Linked DNA regions of Homo sapiens: regions 1 and 3 are each linked to region 2. A link is a contact called in ENCODE Hi-C or POLR2A ChIA-PET data. All regions are on one chromosome and are shown on one strand. The core of a region is the stretch at or near the end of the contact, and the rest is flanking DNA. Distances in the headings are between cores, read along the strand shown.

Region 1 (2,818 bases), core at 12-2,511, 210 kb after region 2:
GGATTGCTTGAGCCCAGGAATTTGAGACTGCAGTGAGCTGTGATTGGGCCAGGCTGCACTCCAGCCTGGGTGACAGACTGAGACTGTCTCAAAAAAAAAAAAAAAAAAAAAAGGAAAGAAAAGAAAACAGAATCAAGCTGCTATGAACATTCTGTACAAGTCTTTGTATGGACATGTGCTTTCATTTCTCTTGAGTAAATGCCTGGTAATGGAATATATCGTATGATAGGTGCATGCTTAATGTTTTAAGAAAACTTACCAGGCCAGTCACGGCGGCTCATGCCTGTCATTCCAGCACTTTGGGGAACTGAGGCGGGAGGATTGCTGGAGCCTAGGAGTTTGAGACCAACCTGACCGACATAGTGAGGCTCTGTTTCTTAATTTTTTTTTTTAATAAGAAGAAAATGTACCAACTTTTCTTCCTTTGTGCTGGAATTGCAAGGTAAAAAAATAATAGTAATAACAAGGAAAACGTACCAACTTTTCCAAAGTGGATCTGCCATGTGATGTTCCTGCCAGCTGCTCAGCATGCTTCTCTTCTTTGCTTCACTATCTGTCTCATTTTTTTTTTTTGAGATGGGGTCTTGCTCTGTTGCCCAGGCTGGAGTGCAGTGGCATGATCTCGGCTCACTGCAACCTCTGCCTCCTGGGTTCAAGCGATTCTCCTTCCTCTGCTTTCCAAGTAGCTGGGACTACAGGCGTGTTCCACCACACCCAGCTAATTTTGTATTTTTAGCAGAGACAGGTTTCACTATATGTTGGCCAGGCGCGTCTCAAACTCCTGACCTCAAGTGATCAACCCACCTCAGCGTCCCAAAGTGCTGGGATTACAGGCATGAGCCACCACACCCAGCTTCTTTTTTTTGTTTTGTTTTGTTTTTTGTTTTTTTGAGACATCCTCGGTCTGTTGCCCAGGCTGTGCAGTGGCGTGATCTCGGCTCACTGCCACCTCCGCCTCCTGGGTTCAAGCGATTCTCCTGCCTCAGCCTCCAGAGTAGCTGGGATTACAGGCGCCTGTCACCACGCCTGGCAAATTTTTGTGTGTGTGTGTGTGTGCAGTCGGGGTTTCACCATGTTGCCCAGGCTGGTCTTGAACCCCTGACCTCAAGTGATCCGCCCGCCTCAGCCTCCCAAAGTGCTGGGATTACAGGCGTGAGCCACCGCACCCAGCCGCTCACCATCTCTTTGTCGCCTGCATGGCACCATTCTCTCCTGTACCACCCCAAAGCCTTACCAGGTGCCTCCTGCATTTAACCAGGTCCCATAGCTCTCTGTGCTTCCCGGCACACCCTCTCACCACCCTCATCATCAATTATTCACCTTGCTGACTGCTTAGTGTTTGTCTCCTGGCTGGATTACATAAGCCCTGTAAGGGCAGAGCTCTGTTTGTCTTGATCACCATTAGGTTCTGGTGCTTGGCATACAGTAGGCATTCCACACATGCTTGCTGAATTAATGCATGACCGGGTCTGGGGTGCTGGGTTTCACACCAGGCTCTACCGCAAACATTGGGTCAAGTATTTTCATTCCCGACGTACAGATGAGTCAATTGAATCAACGGAAAGCAAAATGATCCCATCCAAGCTCCCTCAACTTGCCGGGCTGGTCTGGGAGTCGAACCAGATCTGCCTGACCCTCCCACCGGTGCTGAAAAGTGGAGTGTGTGCTGGGGTGGTAGGGGATGGGGCAGAAGAGAGACGGGCTTCCTCACAGAAGGGTTTGAGGGCTAGGATGAGGCGTGCACACTCTGCACCCCTGCTTCGGAGCTTTGAAAGGGTGCACAGCACACCCGCCCTCTCTGGGAACCCTCGGGAGCTTGAGGTTGCCTGATGAAGGGGCTGATGGGTTGAACGCAAAGGGCCCCTCCACCCACCCTTTTTTCTATCTCCCCAACCAAGCCCTGGTAACAGGCATTTCCGGTTTCCGGCCGGCTCCCTGGTGCTGGGGTGGGGGTGGGGAGTTGATTGCTGCCGTCGTGCTTGGCTCTGGGTCCCCTTCTCCCAGACCCCAGAGGCCTCTGTCCCTGCACACTGCTTCCCCGAAGGAGCGTGGAAAGCCAGCCGACCTTTCTGGCTCTTTCTTCATCTTGGGCAGGGGTTTTGTTGATGGGAGGCTGGCTGGCAAATGGGGAAGAATGAACCTCAGGGTTCACCGCAGTGCGCCTGGGTGCTGATTTGCATATGGGCACGATGCCAGCACAGTGGGTGCCCGCCTCTTCCTGGAGGAAGGAAGAGGGGCACTGAGGGGGGTTGCCCCCAGCAGGGAGGAACCGTCCTCATAATGCCTCTCCTACGTTTGTTTAAAGGACCATCATTCTCAGCAAACTATAGCAAGGACAAAAAACCAAACACCGCATGTTCTCACTTATAGGTGGGAATTGAACAATGAGAACACATGGGCACAGGAAGGGGAACATCACACACAGGGGACTGTTGTGGGGTCGGGGAAGTGGGGAGGGATAACATTAGGAGATATACCTAATGCTAAATGAGGAGTTAATGGGTGCAGCACACCAACATGACACATGTATACATATGTAACAAACCTGCACGTTGTGCACATGTACCCTAAAATTTAAAGTATAATAATAATAAAATTAAAAAAAATAAAGGACCTCCTGTCCTTTGCCACTTTCTCACACTCTTCAGGCGACCAGGAAGTCCTTTCTGGTGGTCTAACTGCAGTCACTGCTGCTGTCTGATGGAGCCCCTTTCTTTAGCTGGCCCCACCGCAGCCCGGAGAGGGGATGAATCATGCCCCCTTTCCCCTCTTTGAGGCATCACATGACTGGAAGGAAGCTGTCTCCGGGTTCAGCTGA
Region 2 (2,700 bases), core at 137-2,636:
TCTGTCTCCCCCGCCTGTCTCCCTCCCTCCCTCTTCCACTCTCCCTGCGTCTCTCCCTGTTTCTTTCTTTCCCCTTCTTCTCCTGTCCCGTCTGTCCCCTCTGTCCCTCTCTCTGTTCTTTTTTCTGTCTCTCCCTCCCTTTCTCTGGGCCTCTCCCTCCCTCTCTGTCTTCTCTCTGTCTCCCCCTCTCCGTTTCCCTCCCTATCTCTCCCTCCCTCTCTCCCTCCGTCTCTGTCTGTGTCTCTTTCTCTCTGTCTCTCCCCACTTGTCTTTCTACCTCTCCTTCCTTCTCTCTCTGTGCCTCTTCTTCTCCCCGTCCCTCCACGTCCCCCGTGTTACCTGTGTGATTCAGCTGCAGCTCAGCTACGTCCCACTGGAAGAAAAGACCAGAAAACAGGGCACGGACGTAAGCAGAGAGGTTCTATGTGTCCCCTGTGCCAGGAGCTCTCTTTTCTCTGTCCATCCTCCTTTCCACCTCTCATCCCACGGCGCGCACTGGTGATTTTATTTCATTTTATTTTTTTTTACTCTTAAGACTTCTTAAAGAGGAAGCAGGTCTGAACCAGCGGGGAACGTGAAGTCGAGACCTTCAAAAGAACTTCTTCGTTTCCCGAATCGTTTTCCTGGATGTCACTGGGCGCGAGAGCACCGCGCGCAGCGGACTCTCTACGCTGCAAAGGCGCCCGGCGCGGTCCCCAAAGGGACCCCTCCCCCACCCGGAGCGAGTGGCTGGGGCCATCCCGTCCTAGGAGGCCCCAGGAAGCCCCCACGCCCAGCCTTGTGAAGCCCCCAGCAGCCTCTGAGTCAGCCTGCCGGGGGAACACCAGAGCCGAGTCATCTTCCATTTCCATGTGTGCCTACCTTTCCCATCCCGGGATCTCCCTGTACCTCCTGGCAGGGCTGCCTGTCTCGTAGCCCCTACACCGGGCAGCCTGGTCCCCGCCTCGCCTCCCTGTTCTGGTCTCTGTCTCTGCCCTACCAGATCTTCCTCTCTGGCCTCTTTGTACCCATCTCATTCTGTCTTTTCGGTCACGCGCCTCTCTATGTTTTCTTCCCAACTTTTCCATCTCAACTCACCCCAAGTGACTCGAGCGGCAGCTGCTGCTGAGCCTGTGCGAAGCGCTGGATGCACACCACGAGGCAGATCACCAAGCCCGCGACCAATGGGACCAAAGCAGCCCGCAGGACGCACCCATAGGGCCTGCGCCGCACCGAGCAGCCCGAACCCTCCTCCGGCATCGCCGCGGCGATCACCTCCGCTAGCGCAGGAGGGGCGATGGGGGCGCGGAGCGCTGCCGAGAAGGAAGGAAGGAAACTGCAGCCCCCTCCCGGGGCTCCTGGGCGTCTACTTGCTTCAACCTGTCAGGGGACCAGCCTGCCCCTCTCTGGGGATGTCCGGCCGGTCGAGGGGAGGGACTTGAGCAATTGGCGAGGGGAAATTCCCTCCAACCGCTGCCAGTCTGAAGATCCTAAAGTGGGTGGAGGCAGTTGCCAGGATGCAGGCAGTGGCCCCGGGTGAGCCTCAGAGTTGCCTGCCCCCAACCCCTCCCCGCCCGACCTTCAGGCAGGAGACATTCAATCTTCCTATTCCCCTCTCCACCTCATTCTTCTGGGGCCCATTCATTTATTCAACAAACCTCCACTGCACATTTATTAGGGATTAGATTGTGCTGTGCACTGGGGATACAGCAGACATCCAAGAATTGGGGGTGCTCCCCAAATATTCGTGTACCCCTCTCCTGCATTTTTTTGATTTGTTTTGTTTTTGAGACGGAGGTCTCCCTCTGTCACCCAGGCTGGAGTGCAGTGGCGCCATCTCAGCTCGCCGCAACCTCGATCTCCTGGGTTCAAGCGATTCTCCTGTCTGAGCCTCGCGAGTAGCTGGGAGTAACATGCGCGCGCCACCATGCCTGGCTAATTTTTTGTATTTTTAGTAGAGATGGGGTTTCACCATGTTGGCCAGGCTGGACTTGAACTCCTGACCTTGGGTGATCCACCCGCCTTGGCCTTCCAAAGTGCTGGGATTAAAGGCATGAGACACTGCACCCGGTCAGTTATCTCCTGCATTCTTGGAGACCACCTGCTTTTTTGTTTAAAGTTAAATTAAGTTAATATTTTTATTTTTTATTTTTATTTTATTTTATTATTTATTTTTTTTTTTTTTGAGACAGAGTCTCGCTCTGTCGCCCAGGCTGGAGTGCAGTGGCGCCATCTCGGCTCACTGCAAGCTCCGCCTCCCGGGTTCACGCCATTCTCCTGCCTCAGCCTCTCAAGTAGCTGGGACTACAGGCGCCCGCCACCACGCCCGGCTAACTTTTTGTATTTTTAGTAGAGATGGGTTTTCACCATGTTAGCGAGGATGGTCTCCATCTCCTGACCTCGTGATCTGCCCGCCTTGGCCTCCCAAAGTGCTGGGATTACAGGCGTGAGCCGCCGCGCCCGGCCTAAATTAATATTTTTAGAGACAGAGTGTTGCTCTGTTGCCCAGGCTGGATGCAGTGGCGCCACACAGCTCACAGCAGCCTCAAACTCCTGGGCTTCAGTGACCCTCCCATCTCAGCCTTTTGCATAGTTGGGTCTACCAGCACACGCTACCATGCCCGGCTAATTTTTTTTTTGGGGGGGGTAGAGGATAGGGTGTTACTATGTTACCAGGCTGGTCTCAAACATCTGGGCTCAAGCGATCCTGCTGCGTAGGTC
Region 3 (2,700 bases), core at 177-2,676, 200 kb before region 2:
CTACTGCACCCAACCCTTTGTCATCTATCTTTTCTTCACTTGGAGAAAAGTGAGAAAATTAAGACTTAGTGACTATGACAGTTAAGCAACTATCACAACCACCAAGGTCAGGGTCAAGTTCTCTCACCACCCCAGCCCCTGACCCCCAGGACTCAGAGACTTACCTGATTCCACGTAGCAAAGTTGACTTTGTCGGCTGCATTAAAAGCCATGATGTTATATTTTTTGGTTGTATTCCTGGAGTGGATGAGAAGAGGTAGTGTCAATCCAATACAGCAATTCAATCATTAATTTAATCAGTCAATGCTATTGAACCATTAATTCAATCAACCACCCAACTGGATCGTTAATTCAATCAAATCATTACTTTAATTCAATCACTCAATTCAATTGAACCATTAATTCAATTCAATCATTCCATTCAATTGAATCATTAATTCAATTCAATTCACTCAACAAACCCACCCAGCTTCATTCAGCCTGTTTTGCCTGGCAACACTGGATACGGAAGACTCCAAGGATTCCCAGTCTGCCAGAGAAGCTAGACCCATCCTCTCCTGACCCCAGGCAGAAGAAGAGCAGATGGAGGGACGAAGATTTGGGGGAACCCAAGATGTGGAGATTATTGTGAACTCAGCCTTGGGGAGGAGGGAGGACAGGCAGGGAGTATTTCCTGGAGGAGGAAGATACTGGAGTTGAGTTTTGCAGAATCATCAAGAATTCACCCAGCAGAGTCACAGTTTAGGGGTTGAGGGGAGGCACTCATGGCAGAGGAACAGGATGTACAAAGGCCTGGAAAGGAAAGACAGCCTGACCACTTTGAAACAGGACGAGGAATATGTCCTTACAGCTGGCCTGGGCATCATGGGACCATATACTCCTCGAAGGTTAGGCCAGGGGGCTGGATCACCGTGTATTAATGCACTCATTCATTCATTCGTTCAAAAAAGCAGTGTTGTCCCCAGAGAAGCCTCAGCTTAATCCCAGCCCTGCCCTCCAAGTCTCTCCCGGTCTGGAGGGAGAACCACAGACAGGGCCAGAAATGGCTGGCTAAGAAGATCGTGAAGGTTTTCATTTTTGGGGGGTGGAGAGGAGTGGGAGATGGGGCTGGGGACTTACTTAGGAACTCGAACGACGTATTCAGTGACATTCTGGCTGCTAGGGCCCTGCGGAAAGAGGAAGCGGTGAGTGAGGGGTCGCCGAGGTCGCCGTCGGAACCCCCGAACCCCGCCAAATCCACACTCACTAGGGCCGCCATGGGCAATGGTCAGTGGTTCCGATCTGGTCCGACCCGGGTTCCTTTCGTCTCCTCTGGCGTGCGCGTCCCTCGATCCCGGGGAAGCCGCCGCTCGGTGTCGGGTCTCTGTGCCTGAGCGAGGACCCCAACCCTAGGCGCCTCTGGCGCTGGGAAAAGGTAACCGGAAGAGGCGCTCAAGCTACTCGGTCTACGCTTCTGCGGCCGCCTAACCCGGAAGCGAAACCCTCGAGCAGCCGCGTCGCGATGGCAACCTTCTTAGCGACTGTGGCCACCTCAGTGCGCAGTCACTTATGCTCCTCGGCGGCTATGGTCACCTCAAAAGGTCCACCGCGGTCCCTTTTTAGACTCAGCAAACCTAGGCCGAGTCTGAGATAAACTAACGGGCCTCTGTCGCTGGCGCTCTTGTATATAACGCGGTTAACTTCATCAAATGGGGGACCGCCCTCTCTCGTGACGTCAGCACCCAAGGACCGTGGGGCATCCTGGGTGGGAAGAGGGAGACGAATCCCCCTTGCGGGCTCCCAGGCACTTTGCGCATGCGCCTTGCCGCTCTGGACCTGGGGGGCCCAGAAGGCCGCGTCACCATAGCAACCGAGGCCTACTCGGGTCGGGTCGAACCGCCGCTTGGCTCCCCATGGGTCTGTTTGGGGTTCATTTCCTCCCCCTACCCCGAAGGGGTGGACCCCGTCATTCCCGCAAAATGACCGGGGCGGGGACCCTTGTGACGTTGAGCCGAGCCAGGAGGGGTCAGAGCCTGGGCGGGGTCGGGGCGCGACCACCCCAAGAGCTGCTGGCCGGATGGGTCTTTGCAAGTCCAAGCTGCCCGAGATGGGCAGGGCTCTGAGGCCCCAGGAGAAGGGTAACGTCGCGGGGGCGGCTGGCTGGCTTCCTGGGGGGAAGGGAAGGAAGCTGCCGAGAACAGGAGGGAGATGCAGGATCCCCTACCCCGTTCCAGGCATGCACACATCCCCCGAATCATGGCAGTAACACAACTGCGCATGCTCACGGCGCAACCATTCATTGCTCCACTTCGCAAATACTCCAGCACCTCCTGGGTTCGGGGCCCCGCAAGGTGAATCTGTCAAACCAGCTCCCCACGGAGGATTACAGTGTCCTCTCGAGGGTTACAGTGTCGTGGAAGAGACAGAGTCACAGCATGGGAATCTACAACCCAGGAAGGAGCAGGAGAAGCACAGCGGGGCTCTGAGGGCTCAGAGAAGAGGGGAGGTTTCAGTTGGGCACTGAGGGATGCATAGGAGTTGGCTAAGCAAAGGGAAGGCGGGCAAGACACAAAAGTTGGGCCATGAACTACAGACACCGTCGATGTGTCTGTTTTCATTTATTTCTCATCCACCACTAAATGTCAGGAACCGCCAACCCCTAGGAATATAGGAATGAGGGAGGCAGAAATAGTCCTTGCCCTCATGGAGTGTCTGGCTTGG

What was found. Hi-C counts contacts between places; a loop is a spot of excess contacts on that map. ChIA-PET counts read pairs that join two places held with the same protein, here RNA polymerase II (POLR2A). Pooled maps may share reads with other maps.
Region 1: a loop to region 2 is called in a pooled map, with 5 times the contacts of the local background. The contact joins the enhancer-like site here to the promoter of CD70 in region 2. A Hi-C loop is called at or near these places in 4 of 37 single-sample maps with no recorded cell type and 4 of 50 pooled maps. POLR2A ChIA-PET finds 5 or more read pairs at or near these places in 1 of 52 experiments (OCI-LY7).
Region 3: a loop to region 2 is called in a pooled map, with 5 times the contacts of the local background. The contact joins the promoter of GTF2F1 here to the promoter of CD70 in region 2. A Hi-C loop is called at or near these places in 2 of 50 pooled maps. POLR2A ChIA-PET finds 5 or more read pairs at or near these places in 2 of 52 experiments (Panc1 and activated CD4-positive, alpha-beta T cell).

What each region holds. Positions count from the first base shown.
Region 1 is chr19:6,799,755-6,802,572 of GRCh38, forward strand. The region is part of intron 1 of VAV1 (vav guanine nucleotide exchange factor 1); the gene reads left to right. Among named protein-coding and RNA genes, the nearest start is that of VAV1, 28 kb to the left of the region's middle. RefSeq lists enhancers at 1,958-2,478, 2,269-2,338. Within about 2 kb of position 1,262, at least 27 of the 41 ENCODE cell types and tissues checked have a DNase peak (open chromatin) inside an H3K27ac peak, as active enhancers do; they include OCI-LY7, where a contact is called at or near this core.
Region 2 is chr19:6,589,764-6,592,463 of GRCh38, forward strand. It overlaps CD70 (CD70 molecule), which reads right to left and starts at 1,387. Exons shown (of 3, transcript NM_001252.5): 1 at 1,078-1,387; 2 at 340-373. The coding sequence starts at 1,239. RefSeq lists enhancers at 287-656, 1,157-1,556, 2,627-2,700.
Region 3 is chr19:6,391,738-6,394,437 of GRCh38, forward strand. GTF2F1 (general transcription factor IIF subunit 1) reads right to left here and starts at 1,427. Exons shown (of 13, transcript NM_002096.3): 1 at 1,247-1,427; 2 at 1,120-1,166; 3 at 165-237. The coding sequence starts at 1,258. MIR6790 (microRNA 6790) reads right to left here and starts at 1,246; the gene lies at 1,184-1,246. It also overlaps the pseudogene LOC390877.